Linked DNA regions of Homo sapiens: region 1 is linked to region 2. Evidence: chromatin contacts called from ENCODE Hi-C or POLR2A ChIA-PET data. All regions are on one chromosome and are shown on one strand. The core of a region is the stretch at or near the end of the contact, and the rest is flanking DNA. Distances in the headings are between cores, read along the strand shown.

Evidence for each region. Hi-C counts contacts between places; a loop is a spot of excess contacts on that map. ChIA-PET counts read pairs that join two places held with the same protein, here RNA polymerase II (POLR2A). Pooled maps may share reads with other maps.
Region 1: a map of Calu3 shows a loop between it and region 2 (2.3-fold over the local background). The contact joins the enhancer-like site here to the promoter of NR5A2 in region 2. A Hi-C loop is called at or near these places in 4 of 168 maps with a recorded cell type or tissue (Calu3, Right ventricle myocardium inferior, endothelial cell of umbilical vein and 1 more), 1 of 37 single-sample maps with no recorded cell type and 2 of 50 pooled maps. POLR2A ChIA-PET finds 5 or more read pairs at or near these places in 6 of 52 experiments (A673, H1, MCF 10A and 3 more).

The regions. Positions count from the first base shown.
Region 1 is chr1:200,073,441-200,077,935 of GRCh38, reverse strand. All of the region lies in intron 5 of NR5A2 (nuclear receptor subfamily 5 group A member 2), which reads right to left. Among named protein-coding and RNA genes, the nearest start is that of NR5A2, 48 kb to the right of the region's middle. Within about 2 kb of position 1,620, at least 8 of the 41 ENCODE cell types and tissues checked have a DNase peak (open chromatin) inside an H3K27ac peak, as active enhancers do; they include Panc1 and endothelial cell of umbilical vein, where a contact is called at or near this core.
Region 2 is chr1:200,024,695-200,029,270 of GRCh38, reverse strand. It overlaps NR5A2 (nuclear receptor subfamily 5 group A member 2), which reads right to left and starts at 1,561. Exons shown (of 8, transcript NM_205860.3): 1 at 1,360-1,561. The coding sequence starts at 1,423.

The sequences.
Region 1 (4,495 bases), core at 371-2,870, 49 kb before region 2:
AGTACAAGCTATCATCAGATACTCAAATAATGTTAACAGTGACTGCTAGAGAACAGAAGTCAAAGCCCTAAACTAGAATCAAAAACTGCGAGAGCCCTAAAGGTCATCCAGACTGACGTACCATCTTGCAAATGAGAAAAAGAAGTCCGAGGAAGACGGAACCACACAACTACTAAGTTGATGCAAAATTAATTGCCAGTTTGTTTGTTTTTGTTTCTGTTTGAGACCAAGTCTTGCTCTGTCACCCAGGCTGGAGTGCAGTAGCACTATCTTGGCTCACTGCAACCTCCGCCTCCCAGGTTCAAGCGATTCTCCTGCCTCAGCCTCCCGAGTAGCTGGGATTACAGGCACCCACCACCATGCCTGGCTAATTTTTGTATTTTTAGCAGAGACGAGGTTTCACTATGTTGGCCAGGCTGGTCTTGAACTCCTGACCTTAGGTGATCCACCTGCCTTGGCCTCCCAATGTGCTGGGATTACAGGCTTGAGCCACCCAGCCCAACCTAATTGTGGTTTTAATGGCAAAAACCGCAATTAATTTTGCACTAACCTAATACAATTTATTAAACATTAGCTAGTGAAAATGAGTTACTGAAACTCCGGAATTTGCTTCTTAATTAAGGACCTCTTCCTCTACATGTGATACCAATCTTTCCTTTGGCTGTTGTTTAAAAGTCAGATTTTGTTGTATGACCCTTAAAATAATTTTTCTGTGATGCCGAAACCTAATTATGAGAAATACATATGTTTTTAAAACAACATAAAACATTTTATAATTCTGGCCTTAGGCATCTGTTGGTATGAATAAATGTTTAAAAGACTTTCATTTGTAGATTAAAATTTATGTTTTATAAAAACGGCACTAAAGTAGTAGATATTATGCCTTAAACGCTTGTTAGGTTTTTTCTTGAAAAAGGATAGTTTGTATACATGTCACATGACATGGTCTACCTAACTTTTAAGTAGCTTTGTTGTATCAAATTCATTTTAAGTACATTTTAAACTTCTCTATAATTAATATTTAATTTATACAAATTAATCTATTATCTCTAACAGTGAGTGAGTTAGTGGAAGTTCCTTTGTAATATTTATGAAAATCTCAAACCAAGATCATGCAATGCCACCTATTACCAAAAAATATGTTTCTACTTAATGTTTATTTTGAATTCTCCAAACCTCCAAATTATTAACAAAAATGCTAAGCAAGTCATGCTGTTCATTTAAATGGCAACTCTGTACCTACTCAATAGTTAAAACACTAAATCTGAAAAGATGTCAGCTGCTTTTGAATTCTCAAATCAAGTAAGGTATTTACTATTCTCAGTAAGCTACCTAAATTAGTCACTCCTTTTAGAAGTACAGGACAAAAAATGAAAAAGATACTATAATAGTAAGTTAACCTAAAATTTTTAATCCACTAATGCTCTGCGATTTAAAACAAATAAGATACGGTTAGCCTGCAGACAAAAAAAAAAAAAAATTCCTGGGCATGAATCACTGCTTACATTCTTTTCCATCCACAAACAATTTCATTTGGGAAAGTTGCCACATAGTATCGACAGTGACAACAAATGGCATTGTCCCGTGAACATCTGTTTCCGACTCCCACACTGATACTGCAGGCTGGGTACTTAGGACTTAGTTGGTCTTCACAAGTTGCTGAGCCACAAAGGAACTGGAAATCACTGGTACGTTGAGGTTTTATTATTGGAACACAGGAAAACTTTATCATCATGCTGGGAAGTTCTGTATCTTTTGAAATATTGGAACCGGGGTTATGTTAGCACATTAAACCATGCGGAAGACTACTTCTGAAGAAAGGGGAGGAAAAAAACTGTTTCTTGTCTATTATGTCCTTGGGTTGAGGTTCCCACTCAATCTTCATATAACTTCCTCACCCACCCTCAACCGAAAATTGTTTTGTTTTTAAAAGATGTTATTGAGTTTAGCTTCTTGTTAAAATCAAGAGAACAGAATACCAAAGGAATTCTAAGCAAAACATGATAAATAAACACTATTGTTTCTTAACAAAAAAAAAAGAAAAGAAAACAGAAGAGCTTTTATACACACTTTTATTTTTTCTAAATTCACACTACCATGCTTCACATTTTCTGAAAGCCTGGCGATATAAGGCTCGTAAAGACTCTTGACTAGAACATCCTCACCTCAGCCCACAGTGTTAAAAGGAGGAGGGCAAAGAGCTGCTGGGAGAAAAGCCAGCATGAGTGGATAAGTGGAGAGGTGGCGACAAGACACAGATGTGCGACTTTGGCTTTTGCTGCTCAACTTGTGCTACAACGGTAACGGTTTATGCACGTCTTTCAAGAACCCTTCAAGTGCACGCAACAGATTACTACTCTGTTTTACACCTCTTCTCTGTGTGGCACTTAGTTTTAATGAAAGTCTAATTCTAAACTACTTGCATGCTGCAACTATTTGCATGCTCCAAATTAATTTGCATATTGCTGAAGCAAAGAGGCTTCCTTTTTTGGCGCTTAGTTTTAACAAAAGCAGTAATAGAAGTGAATGTTATTCACAATGGTAATTCTGAATCAACCTATATTAAAACTACTGGCATGCTTCAAATTAATTTGCATATTGCTGAAGCAAAAAAGCCTCCTTTTTTTGCAAAGCGGCTTTCCTTTTTCCACTTATATTAATGGAAATGTTCAGTGGGATATGCAGTCAATGTCTGACTTATGTATACTTGGTAAATGGTTCATTCTAAAAAATATATATTGGAACATATTACATAAAACACTGTTTACTTCATTTGGCATCACACAAAATAGGCACTCCAAAAAATATTTATTAAAGAGATCACCAAATGAAATTACCACAGAGCTGTCTGGCTGAAGATAGGACAATAATAAATTCCTACTGGAGAGAAATAATTCTAAGACTTATTTTTCCTAGAGGACAATCTTTCACCAGAATACACATATAGTTTATAAATAAGTAATACATGTTTTTAAAAAGAATTATTACTAAATTCCATATCTTCATAATTTCACGTGTAAACCCCTAAAAATGTAACTATTTAAAAAATAATCATTCAGTCTATCATGACTACTTATGGGAAAATATATCCATATTTGGAGAAGTTTTTTTTTTAATTCCAGTCCATAGTGATTTAAAAAAAAAAAATTAAAGTGTTTGAGATTTGTGTTTCTCTCGTGTTTTTTTTTTTTTTTTTTTTGAGATGGACTCTCGCCCTGTCGCCCAGACTGGAGTGCAGTGGTGTGATCTCGGCTCACTGCAGGCTCCACCTCCTGGGTTCCCGCCATTCTCCTGCCTCAGCTTCCCGAGTAGCTGGGACTACAGGCACCCGCCACCAAACCTGGCTAATTTTTTGTATTTTTAGTAGAGACGGAGTTTCACTGTGTTAGCAAGGATGGTCTCGATCTCCTGACCTTGTGATCTGCCCGCCTCGGCCTCCCAAAGTGCTGGGATTACAGACGTGACCCACCGCACCCGGCCCTTTTTCTTCTTTCTTTCTCTCTTTCTTGTTTTTTTTTCTTTTTTTTTTCTTTTCTTTTAGATTAAAGACAGGGTCTTGCTATGTTGGTCTTGAATCCTCCCACCTCAGCCTCCCAAAGTGCTAGGATTTCAGGTGTGAGCCACTGTGCCTGGCCTCTCCCACTTTTAACTACAGTCTTACAATCAGTTCTCAAATAACTGCACTCATAATTCATTATCAAAAAGAAAAAAACATTAATAAACAGGCAATCAAAAATTAGAACTAGATCTGTAATATTCATGCCCATGAATCATTTCATTACTAATAGACTATTTATATTGTTTTTTATGCTTTTTAGCATACTTTTATTATGTCATTGATTCCTCACGAGGACCAAGTATAGCCATTTTCATCCAAATCAGTCTTGAAGAAAAATTCAAGAGGAATTCTTTAAGATTGAGTTGATTCAAATGGCACCATCTCTGCAAAGTTTTCCCTGGTGCCCCCTCCACAGACAGAAAAGCTCTGCCCTGTGTTCTTATAACAGCTATCGTCTCTGTTATACACCCATTGCCCATTCTAATTACAGGTTCAAAAGTCTGTCTCCCAGCAGTGCGAGGCTAGTAAGCAAGGACTGGGTATCTTAACCGACTTCGTATCCCTGCTGCTTAGCAATGTGCCTGGCATATTGAGGCGCTCCATATATGTTTGCTATATTAATTAATCAAGAAACTGTGGCTCAGAGAAGATGTGTGTGCATATGTGTGTGTGTGTGGTGTGTGTGTGTGTGTTTCAGTGGGGCCTACGTATCTGTGATTCTGTATCTTCTACATCCGTGGATTCAACCATGGATCAAAAGTATTTGGGGAAAACAAATTGTGTCTGTACTAAACATGTACAGACTTTTTTGTCATTATTCCCTAAACAATACAGTGTAACAACTACTTATACTCTCTTAGGTATTATAATTTTAAGATGATTTAAAGTACATGGGAGGTTATATGTAAATACTGTGCCATTTTTATACCAGAGACT
Region 2 (4,576 bases), core at 312-2,811:
GCCCAAGACCGCCCGCGCGGGCGCGAGCCCCCGAGCGCGCGTCCCCCGTGCGCGCGCAGTCCGCGTCTCCGGCCCGAGCGCGCTCTAGCTGCGGCCCCGGACGCGGAACCGGAGCTGCGCGGAGCTGCCGGGAAGGACTCCTTGCCTGCGCACCGCGGCGGTTCTGCCCGACGAAAAAGATGCGAAATGGTTGTGTGCTGCTCTCTCATCTTTCTTGTGCCTGTATTTTCTGTGTTATCTGCAGAACAATTGATTGTGTGTTACACCCTGCTTACCTTCCCCATGTTTTCTTTTTCGTAAGTATAGAACATTTTTGGTAAACATTTCCTCAAGTGATATACTTTAGGGTGTAGTTGGCCCATAAAAAAAGCAATCTGTGACTCCACTGCATTCTGTGGAGTCAGCTGACTAGGAAGGAAAAAAGAGGAAAAACTCAAGCCTTGATTTTCTTTCTTGTTATAATGGAGCTGAGACTCAGAGAGCTCATGACAGGCCCCTGCAAATTCGGAGGGAAATTCCAGTCTGAAAGCCTAGGCAAATGCTGCCAGAAAAGGCACAGGTCCTTCAAAAACTGGGGAAAGGCAGAAGGGCCTGACTTCCAACAGACAAATAATTACAGATCACTGGGAATCACTTCCCTTCAGTCCTTTACTTTTAGAATTAATTGAATGTAGTCTTGCTATAAAATTCATAAGTTTGTAACTCTATTTTTTAAATGAATAGTAGCTTTATTTACTTATTTCTGTTTGTAAAAACAAAATATACTAATTGTTGCGAGAAACAGTAGCTCTTCAAATCCTTTACTAATGATGGTCTAGTTTTTTTGGTTTTTTTTTTTTTTTTTTGGAGGTGGGGGCATGACTTTCATTCCCCAGGAAAATAAAATGAAAATTTTTTACGGTATAAGCAGAGAATAAGACACCATACTTTTGTGTGGGTTGAAAAGTAACAAATACTTGACAGCTATCTGTTAAAGTTTGATCAATGATCACTCAATATGATTAACTTGTTTCAAATTGTTCAAATTTTAGCTTATTATTTCTGATTAAAAATTATCAGAAAATATTAAAGTTGAAATTGATAAAGTATAAATTATATTTTCTGGCTGATTAGGGTATTAGAATGACACCAGTAAACACTAGATATAATGAATAATATTCATATGTTGAAATATCCATTTGCTTTTTTTGAACTGCAAGAAAGATAAATGTGTGATATATATACATAGGCTTATTGTGTGCTTTTAATAAACATAATAGGAAAAGCCATGACTTAAAATGCAAAATCCATCAACAAGATTAAATTATATGTATGTAGTAGCAGAATAAATAGATGATCAATAGAGAAACTCCTACTTACCAATAGGTGTAAGTCCGTGCTTTAAAGACTCTTGTAAATCCCCAGTATCTGAATTAGAAGACATTCTTAGTGAAATTATAGGCAGTTCTTTGGCTTAAAGCAGAAATCATTGAGCAAAAGAAAAGTGCAGCTTGTCAAATTTCGTGGCCTTGGGAAGGACACATCAGACTACAGTAACCCTTAGTGAAAGTTAAGAAAAAGCAAAGGAAAAAAAAAAATCCAGAATTCATAAAGTTACAAGCAAGTCTTTCCCTGGACTCTGTACTTTTTCCAACATTAGTGACCTGCTGTAAACCATGTATCCAGTTTCATGATGGTTTCTAATCAGAAGAATGGAAACTTTTGATAGGCTTTGACTCATCACATGACTCTATGCAGGTTGATAAGAGGACCCTGTTATAAAGTGACAGCAAAAGAGATAAGAATTCTTGCCAGATAATGGCAAAGAAATGATTAACTCAGAAGTGGAGAGGTGCTATGCAGCACAGAGAGTGGAAAGTTGTAAAACTGAGGGGTCAGAAGATCAGACTTAGTGGATAAAAACTGCAAACCAGCTAACTAACTTAGGCTAACTAAACTTTGGCTTGTGACATACCCCTTGATGTCATCACCTCTTTGCATAGAGGAGGACAGACATAGCTCTTCTGACCTCTGTAAATACATTTTAGATGATAACATTGGCAGACATTAATTCTTTAAGTGATGACTACAAATGTGATCGACACTCTGAAATACTACAGGTAGCATTTCCAAGCTTATGGTTATTTATTTATTCATGTTGTGGTCAACCAACTTTTTTATCGGGCCTATTCATTAGATGAGGAGTTAACCTTAGCTTGTTTCTACATTGGTCATATGGCTAAAACACAATCTATCTCTTTATCCCCAAAAGGTAAAACTTATGCTTTGAGATTAATGCTGGCAAAATGGTGAATATGTAACACATTTTTCATAGTTATAAAGTTATTATTCTTAGGCTGGGCATGGTGGCTCACACCTGTAATCCCAGCACTTTGGGAAGCCAAGGCAGGCGGATCACCTGAGGTCAGGAGTTCGAGACCAGCCTGGCCAACATGGTGAAACCTCCATCTCTACTAAAAATGCAAAAATTAGCTGGGTGTGATGGTGCACTCCTGTAATCCCAGCTACTTGGGAGGCTGAGGCGGGAGAATTGCTTGAACCTGGGAGGCAGAGGTTGCAATGAGACGCTGTTGCACTTCTCTCTGCAACCCTGGAAGAACACAATCCAAGATCATGCCACCGCACTCCAGCCTGGGCAACAGAGTGAGACTCTGTCTTCAAAAACAACAATAACAACAAAATAACAATTTTTTTTTTTTGAGATGGGTTCTCGCTCTGTTGCCCAGGCTGGAGTGCAGTGGCACGATCTCGGCTCACTGCAGCTTCTGTCTCCCGGGTTCAAGCAATTCTCCCGCCTCAGCCTCCCCAGTAGCTGGGATTACAGGGGCACACCACCATGCCCGGCTAATTTTTGCATTTTTAGTCAAGACGGGGTTTCACCGTGTTGGCCAGGCTGGTCTCAAACTTGTGACCTCAAATGATCTACCCGGCCTCCCAAAGTGCTGGAATTATAGGCGTGAGCCACCGCACCTGGCCAAAATCCTCAATTTTAATATTGACACTCCTTTTAAATTAAGTAAATGCAGGTTGTGTGTATGGGTACAGATAATTTTTAACTCAATATATAAACATTTGTTGTAATAAAACTTCATATATCAGATGATAGATTTAGCAGTCTTTGTCTAAAGATTCACATTACAGAATTTATGGTCTATTAATTTATTTAGAGATGGGATCTCACTCTGTCACCCAGGCTGGAATGGAGTGGCACAGTCATAGCTCACTGCAACCTCAGACTCATGGACTTAAGCAATCCTCCTGCCTCAGCCTCCTGAGTAACTAGGACTACAGATGTGTACCACCACACCCAGCTAATTTTTTAAATGTTTTGTAGAGACAGTGTGTTGCTGTATTGCCCAGGTTGGTCTCCTGGGTTCAAGCAGTCCTCCTGCCTCAGCCTCCCCAAGTGCTCAGATTACAGGTGTGAGCTACCTGTAAACCCAGGCCAGTCCTTTTTTTTTTTTTTTTTTTAATGACAGAGTCTTGCTCCATTGCCCAGGCTGGACTGCAGTGGTACAATCTTGGCTCACTGCAACCTCCGCCTCCCAGGTTCAAGCAATCCTCCTGCCTCAGCCCCCCTAGTAGCTGGGATTACAGGTACGTGCCACCATGCCCGGCTAATTTTTGTATTTTTAGTAGAGATGGGGTTTTGCCATGTTGGCCAGGCTGGTCTCGAACTCCTGACCTCAGGTGATTCACCCGCCTCGGCCTCCCAAAGTGCTGGGATTACAGGCATGAGCCACCACACCAGGCCCTTTTTTTTTTCTCTTTTGTTTTTTAATCAGATTACTGTTAGTTATTTCCCCTCTTGCCTCACTTCATGTCAGTTGAAATGTTGGAATACAGCATCTGAAAGTGCTGTCCACTGCCTTTCAGCTGTGCTGCTGGCTCTGAACTTTGCCCAAGGTGAACTTGCCTTTATCGGGTTGGGGTGGCTTGGGGTCTGGGTGACCCCTGAAGTCAGAATCAGAAGTGGCCACATTCGTGACTTGTGGTCTTCTGAGTATAAGAAATGTCCCCATTTGGATATCCTCACAGCCTCATGAAAGTAAGATTTTATTGAGTAGACCTGCTCATGGAAGGTGGGTAGTTTCCAAGTAGCACTGGTACACACCAAGTGAAATAACTGGTAATCCTGGCTGTCAGCGGAGCCAGGTCAACATGCTGGTATACGTGCTGTTTTTCCTTTGAGCTTTAAGTTCTTATGTACACATAACCAATCCAACCTACTTTTCATTAACACCATGTTAGGTATTATTTTCTTAGATTGATATTTTTCTTTTAAAGAAAAAAAAATCATAGGGTGGATTTTAAAATATTATTATTGAAACCAATGATTTCTTCTTTGATTTTAGATGGAAACCCAGAAGGGACCTTCCCCATCTTCTCTCTCTCTCTCTTTCTCTCTCTCTCTCTCTTTTTCTCCCTCTCCTTTCCTCTCCTCTCCTCTCCCCTCCCCTCCTCCCCTCGCCCCTCCCCTCCCTTCCCCCTCTCCTTCCTTCCTTCCTTCCTTCCTTCCTTCCTTTCCTTCTTTCCTTCTTTCTCTTTTCTTTCTTCTTTCTTTCTTGACAAGGTC